Regions from separate parts of the Homo sapiens genome. Here region 1 is linked to region 2. Evidence: read pairs that join two places in POLR2A ChIA-PET (ENCODE). Cell type or tissue: GM12878. All regions are shown on one strand. Each heading gives the region's core, and the rest is flanking DNA. Links, peaks and the distances in the headings are about the cores only. Region 1 has its middle 120 kb from the start of PRDM13. Region 2 overlaps USP45 (ubiquitin specific peptidase 45).

Region 1 (4,397 bases), core at 239-4,238, 240 kb after region 2:
TGTGTCCCAGCCACTCCAGCTCCAGCCATGGCTAAAAGGGGCCAAGGTACAGCTTGGGCCATTGCTTTAGAGGATGCAAGCCCAAAGCCTTGGTGGCTTCCACATGGTGTTGGGCCTGCAGGTGCACAGAAGTCAAGTATTGAGGTCTGGGAATCTCCACTTAGATTTCAGAGGATGTATGGAAATGCCTGGATGTCTAGGCAGAAGTCTGTTGCAGGGGCAGAGCCCTCATGGAGAACCTCTTCTAGGGCAGTGCAGAAGGGAAGTCTGGGGTTGAAGCCCCCACACAGAGTCTCCACTGGGGCACTGCCTAGTGAAGCTGTGAGGCCACCACCCTCCAGATGCTAAAATGGTAGACCCACCAACAATTTGCACTGTACATCTGGAAAAACTGCAAGCACTCAACATCAGCCCATGAAGGAGCTGCCCAAGGCTGTGGGAGCCCACCCCTTGCATCAGCATGCCCTGGATATGAGACATGGATTCAAAGAATATCATTTTGGAGCTTTAAGATTTAATGACTGCCCCCTGGATTTTGGACTTGCATGGGGGCCTGTGCCCCTTTGCAAGAAATTGTTTTGGACAATTTCTCCCATTTGGAATGGGAGCACTTATCCAATGCCTGTACCTCCATTGTGTCTTGGAGATAACTAACTTGCTTTTGATTTTACAGACTCCTAGGTGGAAGGGAATTGCCTTGTCTCAGATGAGACTTTGGACTTGGACTTCTGGGTTAATGCTGGAATGAGTTTACATTTTGGGGGACTGTTAGGAAGGCATGACTGTGTTTTGAGATATGAGGACACAAAATTTGTGAGGGACCAGGGATGGAATTATATGGTTTGGCTCTGTGTTCCCACCCAAATCTCATCTCAAAGTGTAATCCGCAGGTATTGAGGGAGGGAACTGGTGGAAGGTAACTGAATCATGGGAGTGGTAGCCTCCATGTTTTTCTTATGATAGTGAATAAGTTCCCATGTGATATGATAGCTTGATAAGTGTTTGGAAGTTCCTACTTTGCTTTTCTCTCTCCTGCTGCCTTGTGAAGAAAGTGCTTGCTTCCCCTTCACCTCCTGCCATGATTGTAAGTTTCCTGACGCCTCCCCTGCCATGTGCAACTGTGAGGCAATTAAACTTCTTTCTTTTATAAATTACCCAGTCTTGGGTATTTCTTAACAGCAGCATGAAAATGGACTAATACATAGGATTAAGGTTTTGTTCCTTCAATATTTTAAATGTTTCATTCCACTCTCTCCTGGCCTGTTAGGTTTCTGAAAAGCTTGCTGCTATATGTATTGGAGGTCCATTATATGTTATTTGTCTCTTTTCTCTTGCTGCTTTTAGGATCCTTTATCCTTGATCTTTTGGAGTTTGGTTATTAAATGCCTTAATGTAGTTTTCTTTGGATTAAATCTGCTTGGTGTTCTATAACTTTCTTGTATTTAGATATTGATATCTTTCTCTAGGTTGGGGAAATTCTCTCTTACTATCCCTTTAAATAAACTTTCTACCCCTATCTCTTTCTCTACCTCCTCTTTAATGCTAGTAACTCTTAGATTTGCCATTTTCAGACTATTTTCTGAGTCCTGTAGACATGATTCATTGTTTTTTATTCTTTTTTATTTTATCTCCTCTGGCTGTGTATTTTCAACCTATCTTCAAGTTCACTAATTCTTTCTTCTGCTTGATCAGTTCTGCTATTAAAAGACTCTGATGCATTATTCAATATGCCAATTGCGTTTTTCAGCTCAGAATTTCTGGCTAATTCTTTTTGATTATTTTAATCTTTTAGTTAAATTTATCTGATAGACTTCTGAATTCCTTCTCTGTGTCCTCTTAAATTTCTGTGTTTCCTCAAAACAGCTATTTTGAGTTCTCTTTCTGAAAGGCTACATATCTCTGTCTCTCCAGGATTGGTCCCTGGTAACTTATTTAGTTCATCTAGTGAGGTCATACTTTTCTGGATTGTTTTAATACTTGTAGATGTTATTCAGTGTCTGGGCATTGAGGAGTTAGATATTTATTGTAGTCTTCATAGTCTGGGCTTCTTTGTACTCATCCTTCTTGGGAAAGCTTTCCAGATATTCAGAATAACTTGGCTGTTGTGTAAGCTGTATCTGCATTAGGGAGCACCCAGAACCCAGTAACACTGTGGTTCTTGCAGACTCGTAGAGGTACTGCCTTGATGGTCTTGGGCAAGATCTGACAAAATTCTCTGGATTACCAGGCAGAAACTTTTTATTTTCCGTTACTATCTCTCATACAAACAGAATCTGTCTCTGTTCTGAGCCACTTGAACCTGGGGGTGTAGTGACACAAGCATATCTGTGGCCACCACCTATGACTGCACTGGGTCTGACCTGAAGCCACTGCAGCACTGGGTCTTGCCCAAGGCCTGCTGTAACTACTCCTTTGCTACTGCCTATGTTCACTCAAGCTGTGGGGCTCTAAAATCATCAGGTAGTAAAGCCAGCCAGGCCTGTGTCCTTTCCTCCAGGGTAGTGAGTTCCCCAAGACCCCAGGCAAGTCTAGAAGTGTCATCCTGGAGCCAGGGACTACAGTCAAAAACCTTAGAAGCCTACCTAGTGTTCTATTGTACTACAATTGAGCTGGTACTCAAACCAGAAGATGTAATCCTTCCCACCCTTTCCTCCCCTTTCCAAAGGCAGAGGAGCCTCACTGTATGGGCACCACCACCAAAGGCCACAGGGAGTACCAGCAGACTGCTGCCAATGTTCCCTTAAGGACCGAGGGCTGTTAGGTCAGCTTGTGGTGAATACTCCCTGGCCTGGTACTCACATTTTGGGGCAGGGGGCTCCCCTCTGGCCCATGGCAGGTCCAGAAATGCTGTTCAAGAGCGAAATCCTAGAATCTGGGATGCCAAGAGACTGCTTGGTGCTCTAACTCCCATGGCTGGGCTGATACCTAAGATCCAAGACAAAGTCCCCCTTACTTTTCCCTCTGCTTTTCTGAAGCAAAAGGAGTTTTGGCCCGTGGACACTCAGCTCATAATATGCTGTGTCTCACCTGAAGCCAGCAAGTCTCAGAGGCTCACCTCAGCCCCTCAATGTAGTACCTGGGTATTGCTGCTGTTTATTTAGGGTCTGAGGGCTCTTTGGTTAGCAGGTGATAAATGTTGCCAGCACTGGGTCCTTCCCTTCAAGGAGCAGATTCCCTTCTAGCCCAAGGTGTGTCTAGAAATGTCTGGGAGGTAGGGCCTGGAAATGAGGCCTCGTGACTCTGCCCCATGCCCTATTCTCCTGTGGCTGAGCTGGTATCCAAGATGTGGCCCATTCTTGCCTCTCCTTTCCTCAGGTGTGAAGGAAGAGGTATCTTTTGGAGTTAGGAGATTTGCAGCCTAGGGTTAGCGGAGGGGTGGTGCCAGCACTCCCTTAGCTGCCCCAGCTGGTGTCTCAGTAGGTCATGTGCCCCACCAGTCCACTGTCTCTGGGCCTGGTTAAGCCCTAGGATTCACCTAGGTGTTGTAGTCCTTGTGGCCTAGATTGCCTTTCAAATTTATTTAGAGCCCCAGGGCACTTTAGCCTGTGGTGGCAAGGCTTGCAGGTGGTGATGCTTGTGGGAATTCAAGTTCCAACCACTGGGATCAATGAATGCACCCTGGGTAGAGCTGGTTTAAATAGTCTCTCCTTGGGGGGGCATCAGTTGAGTTTGGTCTGGTGTTCCTTTCTGCTATAACAGGACAACACTGAGTTCAGTGTCTCACAACTGCCAGCTCTCCCTCCCCCAGCAAACAGAACTGCTCTCCACCCCACGCCACTGCTCAGGGAGGGATGGCATTGGTGATTCAAGCCTGTTTTTTTCTATCTCTTCAGTGTCTCTTTCACAAAGTTAAAACTAGGTACTGTGAGTGCTCACCTGATTTTTGTTTCTTATGAAAGTGTTTTGTTGTGTAGATAGCTGTTAGATTGGTGTCCTTGCAGTGGGGGACACAATTGGTGGAGTCTTCCATTCCACCATCTTGTTCCTAATTCTTTTTTTTAATGACTAGTATTTAGTTATAAATTAAATAATACCTGAATAAGAATGAAAACACCCAAAGTTGCATAATAGTCAAATCCTCAAGGTAGCTATTGGTTTTAGCTAAATGATAAATGATGAGGTAACTAGGACTTCAGCAACAGTATTCGCTATTGATCTTGCTCATTTGACATAAACCCCCACGCTCTCACACCATTCAGTTTCACTGGGAAAATGATGTAGATATTTCATGCATTGTTATTCTTGAAAAATAGAAACAGAATTGATGCTACTATTGCCTTTAAGCTTTTAGGGATTTGAAAACTGTTGACTGGGAAGCACAGTTGTAGTTGGTACATATTTTACTTATGTGTAAGGTAGACTTGCTGTACAGGCTGCTGTAAGATGAAAATCTGGGT
Region 2 (4,397 bases), core at 277-4,276:
ACTTTGTTGCCCAGGCTGGTCTTAAACTCCTGGCTTCAAGTGATCCTCCCACTCCGGCCTCCCAAAGTGCTAGGGGATTACAGGAATGAGCCATGGTGCTCGGCCTTCCATAGCTTTTGAATGTCAAAAGTGCTTTTCTGGGCTGGATGCCATGACTCACATCTGTAACCTCCACACTTTGGGAGGCCAAGGTGGAAGGATCACTTGAGCCCAGAGTGGAAGGCCCGCTTGGGCAACATAGGGAGACTCCGTCTCTGCAAAAAAAATTTAAAAATTAGCCAAGTGTAGTGGCACGTGCCTGCAGTCCGAGCTACTCAGGAGGCTGAAGTGGGAGGATCCCTTAAGCCCAGGCTGCAATGAGCCATGATGGCACCACTGCACCCCAGTGTGAGTGACAGAATGAGACTGTCTCCAAAAAAAAAAAAAAAAGTGTTTTCTCTTCTGCTGTAAACTTAAAACTGCTCTAAAAAATAAAGTCTATTTTTTTTTAAAGTGTTTTCTGCCATGTTAACTGAAAGTTACCTCAAGGGTCAAAAGTAAAATCTAAGGTAATTTTAAACTTCAAGTACCAAGTTGCACTTCCCTTTTCTCAATGAAAATATTTTTTAGACAGAATAAAAAACCTTCAGAATGAGATGAGGAAATAACCTTAGTTTTAAAAAGTACATTTAGACCTGGCGCAGTGGCTCACGCCTGTAATCCTAGCATTTTGGGAGGCCGAGGCAGGTGGATCACTTGAGGTCAGGAGTTTGAGACCAGCCTGGCTAACATGGCAAAACCCTGTCTCCACTAAAAATACAAAAAAAAAAAAAAAAAAAATTAGCTGGGTGTGGTGGCACGCATCTACAGTCCCAGCTATTCAGGAAGCTGAGGCAAGAGAACTGCTTGAACCTACGAGGCAGAGGTTGCAGTGAGCCGAGATCGTGCCACTGCATTCCAGACTGGGTGACAGAGCAAGACTCCATCTCAAAAAATAAATAAAATAAAAATAAAAAATACACTTAAACTTTGAAAACAAAAGTTTGCTGAAAACGCAAGAAGGATGAATTTCACACATAATGTTGACAGAAAGAAGCCAAATGCAAAATAATGTATATAGTAAGATTCCATTTATATGCAGTATTAAAACAGGCAAAACTAATCTATCCTGTTAGAAACCAGGTTAGTGGTTACTCATGTGGGTTAGGGAAGTAGTGAATGTGGGGGGGAGTTGAAGGGGCCTTCCAGATGCTGGTAATGTTACTTGAGCAAGGTGTTAGTTACACAAGTGTGTTAGCTGTGAAAATTCATCAAGTTATACACTCATAATATACATTTTAAAGAATATTTTCATTAAATAAAAAGTTTTCCACACACACTGTTGATATGCGCATAAATATTAAATTGAATCCAGCAGCATATAAGCATATCATAACTGGGGTTTGTAACAAGAATACAGGATAGGTTTAACACTTGAAAAAGGAATCAGTGTAATTCACCACATTAACAGAATAAAGAAGAAAAACCATATGATCATCTCAATAGATGTGGGAAAAGCATTTGACAAAATTCAACATCCATTCCGATAAAACTTTCAGAAAACTAGCAATAGAAAGGAATGTCCTCAAGCTTACAAAGAACACCTCTGAAAATCGTACCTTCGTATGTAATAATGGGAGAAGGCTGAATGTTTGTTCCCCTAATTTTGGGATTAAGGCAAGGCTGACTGCTCCCATCATCTCTATTCAACATGTTACTGGAGCTCTGAGCCAGCACAATAAGGTAAAAAAATAAAAATAAAAAAATAAACGGTATATAGACAAAAGACAAAGATAAACTGGTGATTCAAAGGGCAGTAACCAACTCAAAGAACAGTGCCACAGCTCAGGTCAACTTTATGCCCTAAAAACCTAAGATATAAGATTCAAAATTACCCTGTTAGAATGATACAAACCTAAAGTTATTAACTACAGTATCTAATTGCCATATAGTAATCCTGAAACACAGCTCTGCATGTCAAATATTTAAACTCAACATCCAATCGCATTTAACAGGAAATCACATTTAACAGGTCTTTTTAAATGACTAGGCAATAACTTCCCTTTAGTAGTTTTAAGGATCTCACTACACTTTATTTAGAATAGGGCATTGGAATCTATCATTAAATTTTTAAGGGGCTGAACAAATGTTTACAGGCTGCTTTTCGACTATATATACATATATATATGGTAAACATTTACATGTAAATATATATATAAAAAGGAGGTTATTATATATATATAACAGTATGTTATATATATAATAATACTGTCTTTCAAAGATATATATATAAAACAATACTGTCTTTCAAAAGTGCCTACTGGGAAAAACAATCTAAGATTACTAAGCATGTTTAGAGGGCTAAGCATTTTTAGAACTCTTTAATTGTTTTCAAAAGTCAGATCATGAGCTATACATATACTCTGACTTACACACTTACACACACACACAAACACACACACACAGGCTGATCAATTTCTCACTAAAATTATCCTTACTAGTATCAACACCTCCCAGCCAAAGTCCATCAGAAACACACCTATCGTTGAACTAGGTGGGTTTATTACTTGTGGCAGTGAGGGAGATCACGCAGCATGGGGAACCACAGGGTGTCCTAGTAAGAGAGTGCTGTAAAGAACCTACCCAGGATTTAGGCTCTGGTTGAATAACCTGAAGGTGGGTTTCAGGAAGCAGAGGTTTACTCTAGAGTGAATGCCCTCAGAAAGCGAGGCTAATTCTATCATGGGACATCTCAATAAATCTTACATATTGTGGCAGTTGGTGGGGGAGACTAAAATGAGGATAAATCTCTAACTAGTAAAGTAGCATTCCTTCATTTCTCATTTTGGCTGAAGGAGGGTGTTTCAGATTTTCTAAATGGCAAAGTGATCTTGTTTTAGACAAAATCATGAAGTGGACTTGCTTTGTCTTATTTCATCGTAGTCTCAGAGAAACCTACTATCAGATTGTTATTCTGTGGGATTATCTGAATAACATGGCCTAACTGTTGGTGCCAGGCCAGCTTCTGAATATCAGGGGCTGCTCTTTTTTTCATCTTTCTCACTAGCTTAAAAATCTATCATCAGGCTAGGCTTCAAAAAACCTTTAGATGTGGCCGGGCGTGGTGGCTCACGCCTGTAATCCCAGCACTTTGGGAGGCCGAGGCGGGTGGATCACGAGGTCAGGAGATCAAGACCATCCTGGCTAACATGGTGAAACCCCGTCTCTACTAAAAATACAAAAAAAAAAAAAAAAAAAAAAAGTTAGCCGGGCGCCTATAGTCCCAGCTACTCAGGAGGCTGAGGTAGGAGAATGGCATAAACCCGGGAGGCGGAGCTTGCAGTGAGCTGAGATCGCGCCACTGCACTCCAGCCTGCACTCCAGCGACAGAGCGAGACCCCGTCTCAAAAAAAAAACCTTTAGATGCTCACTATTAAAATTTCATCTTTCTTTAAAGAACAAAAATGCTAAATTTAAACAAATGTCACCAGAAACTACAAAATAGGGGTTATAGGCATTTTGCTCAATAGAAGTCACACCTCTTTTGTTTCTTCCAGTATGTTTATTTTAAAGCTGCCTTGATATCTTTTTATTATTTGATCCATGGCATATTGGAACCATAACATACCTTAAAGTTATGATTTTAGAAATTTTAAATCTGATTATTTTCACAGAATGCTTTTAAATTATTTTTAAGCCCCCTGGCTACTATCTTAGTTGACTGATCTGCGAATTAGGAAAAGAGATTTTGGTAACATCAGTGGCTCATCTGAAAGCAGCTATTATTCAAACAGTTATTACTCACCAGCTGAGAGTCTGAGGAAGGAAAAATCTTGAGTTTTGTACTACTTTCTTTGATCTCATTCATCAGATCAGTAAGAGTATAAGTCTGTGCCAAGTTCTAAAAGAAAACAAAATTAAAGTCTTCAGATTCAGTTAAAATATGCCTCTGATTTTATGGAATACACTCTCAAATTTCATCTAGCATAGCAAAAGTGTCTATTTCAAAAAATATTAAGATTTAGTTGAGTACATTTTACATTTAGTAAAGGTCACTATTACCGATAGAGCCATGGTAAAATACACAGAAGACCTTTCAGAAGCCCTGTGTGAAAATAAGGTACATGTATACATATGGTGATGGCCCAAGATAGCGTAAACAAAAGGAAAACAGAGAAATTTCTAGAGGAACATTTAGCAGTCATTTGACAGTCTACAGGTGAGCCAATGACTACATAAATTAAGAGAATCTTTTACATATTACAAAGCTTTCTGATGACTCTTACCTGCATGACTGCATTAAAAAAGCAAGTATTTCCTAAATTTGTAATTCCTCTTACAGATAAATTTCTGCATTTTCCTCCCTTCTGTATTTCATC

What was found. ChIA-PET counts read pairs that join two places held together with the same protein. Peaks named below come from ENCODE experiments on the same cell type or tissue, not always from the same donor. Only the 100,000 strongest peaks of a DNase experiment are listed, where the experiment ranks them.
Region 1: POLR2A ChIA-PET joins it to region 2 with 6 read pairs; 2 of 35 experiments call an interaction of 5 or more read pairs at or near these places.

What each region holds. Positions count from the first base shown.
Region 1 is chr6:99,722,304-99,726,700 of GRCh38, forward strand. No RefSeq gene overlaps it. Among named protein-coding and RNA genes, the nearest start is that of PRDM13, 120 kb to the left of the region's middle. In GM12878, for the core only: no CTCF peak of the experiment used is centred there; no DNase peak of the experiment used is centred there.
Region 2 is chr6:99,484,377-99,488,773 of GRCh38, forward strand. It overlaps USP45 (ubiquitin specific peptidase 45), which reads right to left. Exons shown (of 18, transcript NM_001346022.3): 6 at 4,305-4,397; 7 at 3,824-3,919. Among named protein-coding and RNA genes, the nearest start is that of USP45, 29 kb to the right of the region's middle. RefSeq lists a silencer at 809-948. In GM12878, for the core only: no CTCF peak of the experiment used is centred there; DNase peaks (open chromatin) are centred at 345 and 465; H3K27ac peaks cover 1,691 bases.